Linked DNA regions of Homo sapiens: region 2 is linked to region 1. The links are chromatin contacts, found by Hi-C in ENCODE. All regions are on one chromosome and are shown on one strand. The core of a region is the stretch at or near the end of the contact, and the rest is flanking DNA. Distances in the headings are between cores, read along the strand shown. Region 1 holds the start of NRIP3 (nuclear receptor interacting protein 3). Region 2 holds the start of IPO7 (importin 7).

Evidence for each region. A loop is a pair of places that touch in the nucleus more often than their neighbours do. Pooled maps may share reads with other maps.
Region 2: a map of chondrocyte shows a loop between it and region 1 (2.2-fold over the local background). The contact joins the promoter of IPO7 here to the promoter of NRIP3 in region 1. A Hi-C loop is called at or near these places in 2 of 168 maps with a recorded cell type or tissue (chondrocyte and endothelial cell of umbilical vein) and 8 of 50 pooled maps.

The regions. Positions count from the first base shown.
Region 1 is chr11:9,002,128-9,007,102 of GRCh38, forward strand. NRIP3 (nuclear receptor interacting protein 3) reads right to left here and starts at 1,874. Exons shown (of 7, transcript NM_020645.3): 1 at 1,635-1,874. The coding sequence starts at 1,808. It overlaps NRIP3-DT (NRIP3 divergent transcript), which reads left to right and starts at 1,961. Exons shown (of 3, transcript NR_183663.1): 1 at 1,961-2,416. RefSeq lists an enhancer at 1,051-1,970.
Region 2 is chr11:9,381,665-9,386,639 of GRCh38, forward strand. IPO7 (importin 7) reads left to right here and starts at 2,988. Exons shown (of 25, transcript NM_006391.3): 1 at 2,988-3,183. The coding sequence starts at 3,100. RefSeq lists an enhancer at 2,990-3,505.

The DNA.
Region 1 (4,975 bases), core at 624-3,123:
TAGGAAACTCCTCGACAACGAGGGACAACCAAATCCAGCATTTAAAAACTCTGTATTTTAATTCTTCTCTTAATATAATACTTCCTTCTTTATTGATTGCTGAGCATTCTAGGAACTAGGATAGGATTATTTGGCCTGAAGGAAAGAATACTTCTCGAACCTGATTTGTTAAATGAATCGAGATTGCTTTAAAGTGAAAGAAGGGAAAAGAGAGTTATCTCTTTTGCAGGAGCACATTTCAATCACTTATCACTCTGGGTTAGCATAAATCAGATAAACTATCCTGTGGGTTGTGCAAAAAGCAAAACAAAACAAAAAAACACAACTTGTAAAAAAAACAGAGCAAGATAACTGAAGTAGACAAACTCTGCACAGAAGTAACTAATGGCAGGGAGGAGAAAAATTTTTGTATATTATATTATACTGTGTATAATATAATGTACCTGTGTATCATTAGAGCTGTTAAATTAAAAAAAAAAAAAAAAAAAAAAGGAAATGGATGCAGAAGCTCTGCCCTCCTGGGGCCAGAAATGGCAATTTCAGTGAACTAGGGCCGACAACCACATCCAAAATTAAATATTTCAAAAGCTTAAAATAAAAAATACTAGAAAAATTATGCAGAGCACCTATTTCATTTGTTAAAAGACATTTAATTAGTGTTTCACATATTACCACCCAAATGAATAAAGCGATTGTGAAATTCAAGAAAACAATCAAACTACAAGAAAACTCCAGATAAAACTACAAAGTTAAACATAAACTTGGCCCAGGACCACTACAGTGGCTGAGGGATGACAAATACAGTTCTTTATATTGGTAACCCTTAGCCATCCATCCCATTCTATAGAAAGAGGACAGTACCATCTTTGACCCCAGGCCCCCTGTCCTGAGGTGCTTCTACTTAATGCCAGGAACAACTGTGCTAGAAAAAAAGACTGCACCCACCCCAGCTCCAGATGCACACATTAGCTGGTCGGTGAGATGCAGCAGCCTGGCTTCCTCCCTCTACCCACTCCTTGGGGGCGGGGCTGGAAGAGGAGAATGATGAAGAGATGTTGGGGGTTCAGGAAACCTTCACATTTGGCCCCTTTTCTCTCTCCCCACTCAGGATGGAAGGTCAAAGTTAGGACCAAAACTAGAGAAGTGGGTTTTGCATAGGGGGACAATGGATTCAACAGAAGTCCTCTGGATCTGGCAACTGTCAAAAAACCCTCTTTCCACTTCTTTCCCCCTCACGGAAAGCCATTAGGAATCACCTCTGTCTGGGTCATAGGAACAGCCACACAGCATAGGAGGCACAAGCCCCGTGAACAAAATTCGGTATTAAGAATAAGGAAAAAGAAAGAAGACCCGAGGGCAAGAGGGCAGGGCAGGACCTCTTCTTTCTACTGGAGAAGAGACATCCAGGGAGGAGGCACAGCCGAGGGGAGCGCAAGCTAGAAAAGCTACGACGGAATCCCCACCGAAACCGCAGCAGGGGTACTGGAAGGGGAGGAATCCGCGACGCAGCGACCGCGAGCCAAGGGCAGCGGCGGGCCGGGCCGTGACTCAGTGAAAGCCGCAACGGCCGGGCCTCGGAAAACGGCGGGCGCGAAGCCGCCGGGGCCGGGGCGAGAACGGCGGCGGGGGCTCACCATGTCCTTGGACGAGCCCAGCTTCTTGAGGCCGTCCAGGGGCAGCAGGTCGGCGGAGTCCTTGTGGATGAACTGCACCGCCTGCTTCATCCGGCGCTGCTGTCGCAGTGACGCCGCCTCCCGCATGTCGGTCTCCTTGCGGCCGCCCTCAGTGAGGAGCCCTGAGTAAAACATCGCTGAGGCGCCGGCGGCCCGGTAGCCCACAGCCCCCCGGCAGCCTCAGCCTCGAGCTCCTCCAGCGCCGCAAGGGCCCCGAGCCGCGCCTTTTATAGCCGAGCGTGACGTCGCGGGGAGCAGCCAGTGCGCGCGCGGGGGGCGGGGCCGGCACAGAGTCCACGCCCCGCGCGGCTCCCTCGCGTCCCGCGTCCCGCGTCCCGCGTCCCCTGCTCACCCGGTGGCAAAGCCGGCGAGGAGGCGGCGGCGCTGGTGGGGACTGACCCGGCAGTCCGAGAATCCACCGCGGCCTTTTCACCCAACCGCCCCCTCCTGCGTGGGGGCCCCGCATCCCCTGGACTGGCGTGGGCTCTGGGGCCCGATGCCCTGGCAGCCCCGGCCATCTCTGCCGCTGGCCGCGGGTACCTGCTCACCTGTCCACGCCGTGGCCGACCCGGGGATCACCGACAGCCGGGCCATGCCTCGAGTCCCGCCGCCCGCGCCGCTGCTCGGCTTCTCAGAAACGCACCTCCACGCCGCCAGCCGGGGCTCCAGGGTCCACCGCCCGGGCCCGGAGGACTGGCGACTCCCTCCGAGGTTGGGAGCGCTCCGGATTTCTCCAACTTCAGGTCGGTCCCCACCCACCGGGCCACGTGACTGGGGAGGGGGCAGCCGGTGCAGGCGTGTGGAGGAGGCTTTCGGGACCTCCTCCCCCGGGCACCCTCTGCCTGCAGCCCGGCACCCGGCCCGCGTTTCCGAGCCGGGGGAGCAGGTGCAGTCGGAAGCCCGCGGGTGGGCGTGGGGCGGGGGAGTGGCGAGGGTCCCCCGCCTCCGCGGGAGCGCACGCGGCTGCGAGCCCTACACCTGCTCTCCGACCAAAGAAGCACCTGTTTTTCTCAATAAGTGCTAGGGCTTACCATCTAAAGGATCGTTCACCATCCCTCCAGCGTCCTTAGTAGGAGCGATTGGAACCCGTTTTTCTTCCTGAATAATCCATACTTTTAAGCCATTCTAATCGGGCCTTCAGGCATCCTGGATTCTGGTCTCGACATTGTGATTTGACACAAATCACGTTTTCACTCTGGAAACCACAACTACTCCCTCCACCCCATCACGCAGGAGCAGACCTGGATAAGAAATATGTGCACTCTGCAAAGAACCAATGATAAAAGTAACAATATCGACGCTTACTGAGCCTTTACTATGTGCCAGGTACTAGACTAGACACTTAAAATGCAGTATCTCATTGGATCCTGGCAACAGCTTGTAAGATAGTATTCTCATCACCCCCATTTTACAGGCAAATACCTGATACCTTCTGTCTGGCCTCCTGAATGCTCCTTGGTTCCATTCCAATACGTTGTTCACTGTGCTGCCAGAGTAATCTTCTCAAACGATAAGTGTGATCATCTCACTTCCCTGCTAAGAGCACCTCAAAAGGCTTCCTATTGCTCTTAGGAGAAACCCACATTCTTGCATGGTCTGCCTAGACCCTGCATATTCACTCTGTACTTCAGCCTCATGGGCCTTCTTCCAGTTCCTTCCAGTCACCTGTTGCCAAATGGCCTGCCTTTGACTGTCCTGTTCCCTCTGTGTGCAGTGCCCCCTCCTACCCTCTTCAGGAAACTCCTATGCTTCTTCCAGACCTCAGCTCCATTATCATTTCTTTAGGAAAGCCTTCTCTGACCTTCCAGAGAGAGTGAAGTCTCTCTAATTATATACTATCTATCTCTTGGGCATTTGACACTTTCTGTGGGGGTAGGGGTAGGGGGGTACTGGTTGTTGGATTAATATTTGTCTCCTCCACTGATTGGAACCTCCAGGAAGGTGACTGAACCCATTTTTTGCTTAGCATTGATGCCCTAATATGCAGAGGGTTCTCAAATACTAGTGAAAGGATGGCAAAAAGTTAAGGTCGTACCAAAGAAATCAAGTGGTAAAGCTGGCATTTACTCCCAGAACCTGTGCTGGACTACCTAGACCTGGAGAGACTGGGTTTGGCCTCATGAAGCTGCTTCTTTTACTCTGTTCTGCCTTCAACACTTGCCCCAGTTTCAAAGACTGTTTGTGGGAAAACAAATACAGAAGGCTGCTCACTTGGCTTCAAGGAAGCCCCAGGGCTGGATTCCTCCCTGTGTGCCCATCCCCTACTTTCCCCTACACACGGAGGACAGAGTCTCTAGGAGACAGGTGGGATTGCTGTTCACCTTCCAGTCCCCTGGCACACTTCCAGCAGTGAACAACAGTGGCTGCCCTGGCCCCTTCTGTCCCATCACCTGGATCCCTGCCTGATCACTCCTCCAGGTGCAGATCACCCAGGGAACAGTGAAAGTCAGCTTTGCCTTGTCCGTCTAGGAGAGGTGCCTCTGAGTTTGGCAAAGCATCAGGGCAGGTCCAACAGTGAGGGCCCCTAGGGCTTGGGCTGGGACAGTGACTTTCCTCAGGGAGGAAGCCAGGCAGGTAGACACTCTCGGGGGGAGTTGGAATCCCCACTCTCCAGGCTGCTCAGCTCAGACCTGCAGCCTTTTTTGCTGAGGATGTCCTGACAGAAGAAAGGGGCTCTTTTCAGAGCTAGATCCCCCTGGGAACACCAGGAAGCTGAATCTCTCTAGTTGAACTGGAATTTGCCCATATCAAGTGTTGCTGAAAAATAAATGGTGCCCGACTGGAACTGGGAATCTTTTTGTGAATTCAGAGCCCTTTGGTGTAGTGGGATTTGTGTTCTGCAGTTGGGTCTGTGGCTGCAATACCTGTTGGTCCCCTCACCTGTCTGAGACCTTCCTTGGACAGACTGATACCATCACTGCCCTCAAGGTTCAGTGTGGTGAGGCCAGCTCCTTCCTCCCCCCACACATTATGAGTATTCGCAGACTACAGACTGCCTGCTTAATTTAAGGAGAGTTATCTCTGGGTGGTTTATCCTGTTTGCCCAAATGACTTTGAGTAAATCACTTCCTACCTCTGAGCCTCAGTTTCCATATCTGTAAAATGGATGTAGTGAGACTGCATATACAATTGTGCTTTGTAAACTCTCTAGGGCTGTACCAACAGAAAAGATTATTATTAATTCTCCATATAGCCAATCAACGTCCCCTGCCTCATTGACCCATCTTGGAGGAAGTAACATACAATATGGTTGTTAAAAACACAGGTTTTGGAGTCTAATACACTAGATTTGAATCCCTGCT
Region 2 (4,975 bases), core at 1,738-4,237, 380 kb after region 1:
GACTCCTCACAATTTAAGTAGCCTGAGCCTCGGGTTCTTCATTTGTAAATTTTTTTTTTTTGAGACGGAGTCTTGCTCTGTTGCCCAGGCTGGAGTGCACTGGTGCGATCTCAGCTCACTGCAACCTCTGCCTCCCTGGTCCAGGTGATTCTCCTGCCTCAGCCTCCTGAGTATCTGGGATTACAGGTGAGCACCACCATGCCTGGCTAATTTTTTTTTTTTTTTTGAGACAGAGTCTTGCTCAGTCGCCCAGGCTGGAATGCAGTGGCCCGATCTCGACTCACTGCAAGCTCCACTCCCCGGGTTACGCCATTCTCCTGCCTCAGCCTCCCGAGTAGCTGGGACTACAGGCACCGGCCACCACGCCCGGCTAATTTTTTTGTATTTTTATTTTTATTTATTTATTTATTTTATTTTTTATTTTTTATTTTTTTTGAGACGGAGTCTGGCTCTGTCCGCCAGGCTGGAGTGCAGTGGCGCGATCTTGGCTCACTGCAAGCTCCGCCTCTCGGGTTCGCGCCATTCTCCTGCCTCAGCCTCCCGAGCAGCTGGGACTACAGGCGCCCGCTACCGCGCTCGGCTAATTTTTTGTATTTTCAGTAGAGACAAGGTTTCACCATGTTAGTCAGGATGGTTTCGATCTCCTGACCTTGTGATCCGCCCGCCTCGGCCTCCCAAAGTGCTGGGATTACAGGCGTGAGCCACCGCGCCCGGTCTTTTTTGTATTTTTAGTAGAGAGAGGGTTTCACTGTGTTAGCCAGGATGATCTCGATCTCCTGACCTCGTAATCCGCCCGCCTTGGCCTCCCAAAGTGCTGGGATTACAGGCGTGAGCCACCGGGCCAGGCAATTTTTGTATTTTTAGTAGAGATGGGGTTTTGCCATGTTGGCCAGGCTGGTCTCGAACTCTTGACCTCAGGTGATCCCGCCCACCTCAGCCTCTCAAATTGCTGTGGTTACGGTTGTGAGCCACCATGCCCGGCCTAAATTAGGAATAATTCTGTCTTACTTCCAGTACTTCCAGGCACAGTGGCTGGCATATACAAGGTAGTAACATTGCAAAACCCACCGCTTCAGGGAAAGGCTTTCGTGAGCCTTTCCTTCTCTTTTTTTTGTAAATTAAAAACAATAAGTGATCATTTAACACATTGTATTTGAAGGCTTATAATTAATTTTAAGTATATCTGTTTATATAACTTTGTTACAATAATAACAGATATGAAAGGAAATTACTCCAAATCTCACCATCCTGTTAATAGAAAATAAATTATTTTCATTTGCTAACCTTGCTTTTCAGTCTTTGTCCATGTTACAAAGCTATATCCTTCCATAAATACTTTTTTGTTATATTTTTTAATGGCTGTGAAATATTTAATTTACTGGATTCTTGCTATTTGCTTAACCAGTCCTATATTGTTCAACATTTCTCTTCAGAGGCAGAGTGATTTAGTGGAAACAATGGAAAGTTTGAAAACAAAGATCTTAGGTTTGAAATCTTAGTTGAACCTCTTACTACGTGACCTTGGGTAAGTTATTTAACCTTTCTAAAACAAACTTTTTCTTGGCTGTTATAAAAGAGGACTTTTTCTTTCTTTCTTTCTCCCCCACCTCCCTCTTTTTTTAGAGATGGGGTCTCGCTATGTAGCCCAGGCTGTAGCGTAGTGGCTACTCATAGGCACGATCTTAACAGGCTGTCACCTTGAACTTCTGGTCTCAAGCAATCCTCCTGCCTCAACAGGAGGATTACGCCTGGCTAGGAAGGTGTCTTTTATTTTTATTTATTTATTTATTTATTTTTGAGATAGAGTCTCGCTCTGTCACCCAGGCTGGAGTGCAGTGGCATGATCTCGGCTCACTGCAAGCTCCACCTCCTGGATTCACGCCATTCTCCTGCCTCAGTGTAGCTGGGACTACAGGCGCCCACCACCACACCCGGCTAATTTTTTGTATTTTTAGTAGAGACGGGGCTTCACCGTGTTAGCTAGGATGGTCTCAATCTCCTGACCTTGTGATCCGCCCACCTTGGCCTCCCAAAGTGCTGGGATTACAGGTGTGAGCCACCGCGCCTGGCAGGAAGGTGTATTTTAATAGGGATTATGCTTTTACTCTGCATTAAGAGGTGATTTATATGAAGTCCCAACTAAAATTTGGATACTCAATAAAAAGCCATGATTTCAGTATTTGGTAATTACTAATACGTAATGTGATAAAAACCTTTCACACATAAAGTTCATTTAATCTTCCGTGTTATTGCCTTAGGATAAAGTCTCATAAGTGGAATTACTGGGTCAGAGTTTAAACATTTCGTTTCGTTTTGTTTTTTTGAGACGGAGTTTCGCTCTTGTTGCCCAAGCTGGAGTGCAATGGCACGATCTCGGCTCACTGCAACCTCCGCTTCCCGGGTTCAAGCGATTCTCCTGCCTCAGCCTCCCTAGTAGCTGAGACTACAGGCGCGTGCCACCACGCCCGGCTAATTTTTTGTATTTTTAGTAGAAACGGGGTTTCGCCGTGTTAGCCAGGATGCTCTCGATCTCCTGATCTCGTGATCCGCCCGCCTTGGCCTCCCAAAGTGCTGGGATTACAGGCGTGAACCACCGCGCCCGGCAGTTTAAATATTTTAGTGGCTATCAGAAACACATCTCAAATTGCTTTTCAGAAAGTTTCCTTCAATCACGCAGCCATTAGCAATCGATTGCACCACACACTGTATCTGACTCCCTTTATGAACATTGTGGATATAGTATGTGAAACCTTTTGTAACTGATTGTTTTGCTTTTCTTTTTGTGGAACTTGAACATTTTTCGTTTTTGAACAGAAAGACTTGTCTGTAGGAACGACAGCTCAGGCAGCCACGTGGGCTGCGGACTGTGTTTGTGGACTACATCTCCCAAAGTGCTCCGCAGGCGCGCCCACAGGAAGTCGCCGGAGCATCTCCCGCCTCCACGCCGAGGCGAAGAGGTTCTATCCGGGGCCTTGGCGCTTCTCTTTCCTTTCGCGCCGGTTGCCGCTGCGGAGCGCGGCGGGTCCATGTGCGCAGTGAGTGGCGCTATTCCTGGCCCAGTAGCACCCGAGCCCCGGGTTTGACCGAGTCCGCGCTGCGATGGACCCCAACACCATTATCGAGGCCCTGCGGGGCACTATGGACCCAGCCCTGCGTGAGGCCGCGGAGCGCCAGCTCAATGAAGTAAGGACGCCCGGCTAGCGGTGGCGGCGGGCAGGCGGGTGGGCAGAAGTGGCAGGCCGAGCCCCCGGGGCCTGGCCGGAGGCGCGGACGACGTCGTTGAGGGTCCCAGCAGGAGGGTGGGGCGGACATCTGACGGCGACTTCCACGCCGGGGCGCCTCGGTGTGGTGTGGTGGTGGTGGCTGCAGCCAAGGCTGCCTTTGCTTCGGATCCTGAGCTGGGCCTCTGGCTGCGGTCTAGGCATGAGGAGCCGGCTGAGGCGGGGCGGGCGTGACGGGTTGGACACATGGCTGGCTCGGGTGGCTGGCCGACCTCTGGCTCATTCCCAGCTGGTTCCTCACGTCCAGGAGGGGGCGAAACTTACTGGGAGGTTTTTCAGATGTTTCTGAGACCAGTCTCGCCGTCGCAGGGTTTGGAAGGGCTCCTGGGAATGCCGGCTGGTCCTTTGGGGGCTGCGCCTGTCATCCTTGTCACTTTGCTGGGCTGATCAGTGGCCTGCCTCGGGCACAACTTCCTCCTCTCTGGCTGAGTTGCTAGGGAAGGCTTTCAAAGGCAAGCCCGCGCCTCCTTGGCAGGATAGGAGTAGTGCGGGACACTCACAGAGTCTGATCCCTGCTTTTCCGCTGTCCTAATGCTTCAGTCGGGGAGCTGGCTTATGTAGTGGGAAGGATCAGGTGAAGTGCACCCTTCTAGGTATAGCTGCACCATTGATTCCTTGAGTGACCTTGGGCCAGTCGCTTAACCTCTTGATCCTGAGTTTTTCCCATTCATAAAATTACGCCACAGAGTTGCTGTGACAGACAGGTGAGATAATGTTAAGTCTGAGTGCCTTGGAACATGCTGAGCTCCTTATCAGTTCAGATATTGCATTCTCTGAAGGTTTTTTTTTTCCCCCATATTTTGTGGGGACCGCTCCTTGGAAAACAGCTTAATTGCATGAATATTTATTGTACTATCTCCAGTGTCATTCTTTGTTTCTAAACTTTTGCATTTTTACGTATTAATGATCAGTATTTTAAATCCTTCTTAAAAGGGCTGCTGTAACTTTTCTGCCAGTTAGTAACTGTCCTTCAGCATGCTGCTGAATCTGCCAGCTTTACTGAACTTTAGTGTACATTTTTTAACTGAAAAAGAAATCACACTTTAAAATAGAAATTCAACTATTTTATGCGTCTTTTAGCTGGTAAGTAAATAATTTAAAAACATTGTTTATATTGACTTACCAGAAACAGCAGAAATATTACTAACTGGACTTTCAGTGTAAAGGGCTGCACTAGAGATCCCTGCCCTCACGGAACTTACAGTTCAAGAAGACTACCTACAGAGTTTACACAAATTAAATGTAAAATTATTTCAGAATGTTAAATCTATTTTATATGTAAATGAGATCATTATTATACCACACAAAGTGATGATTACATGTTCAAATTTTTAGACTCAGAGTCACCTTGGGAGGAGCTTAGATTTTTTTGGATATAAAATAGTGAGTTGAACCGTATTACCATTTTGAACCATTACCAAACTATGGAAGGAGCAATGGATCACTTTTTGTTTTGATTTGCTTAGTGATAGACATGGGTTAAGTTGAAAATTATTTTGCTTATTAAATAGTAATGCAGTTACAAGCCTAGAAAAGCTAAAAGTTTAGTCATGGTCATTTCTACCATGACTTTGCTCTAATCGCGTATTATTTTGACTAATTATACTTGCATGTAATTATTAATTTTAAAAGTGAGTACTTGAAGAGTTGGTTTGCTTCTACAAAAATGGGGGAAATAATACTTCCTGAAAATC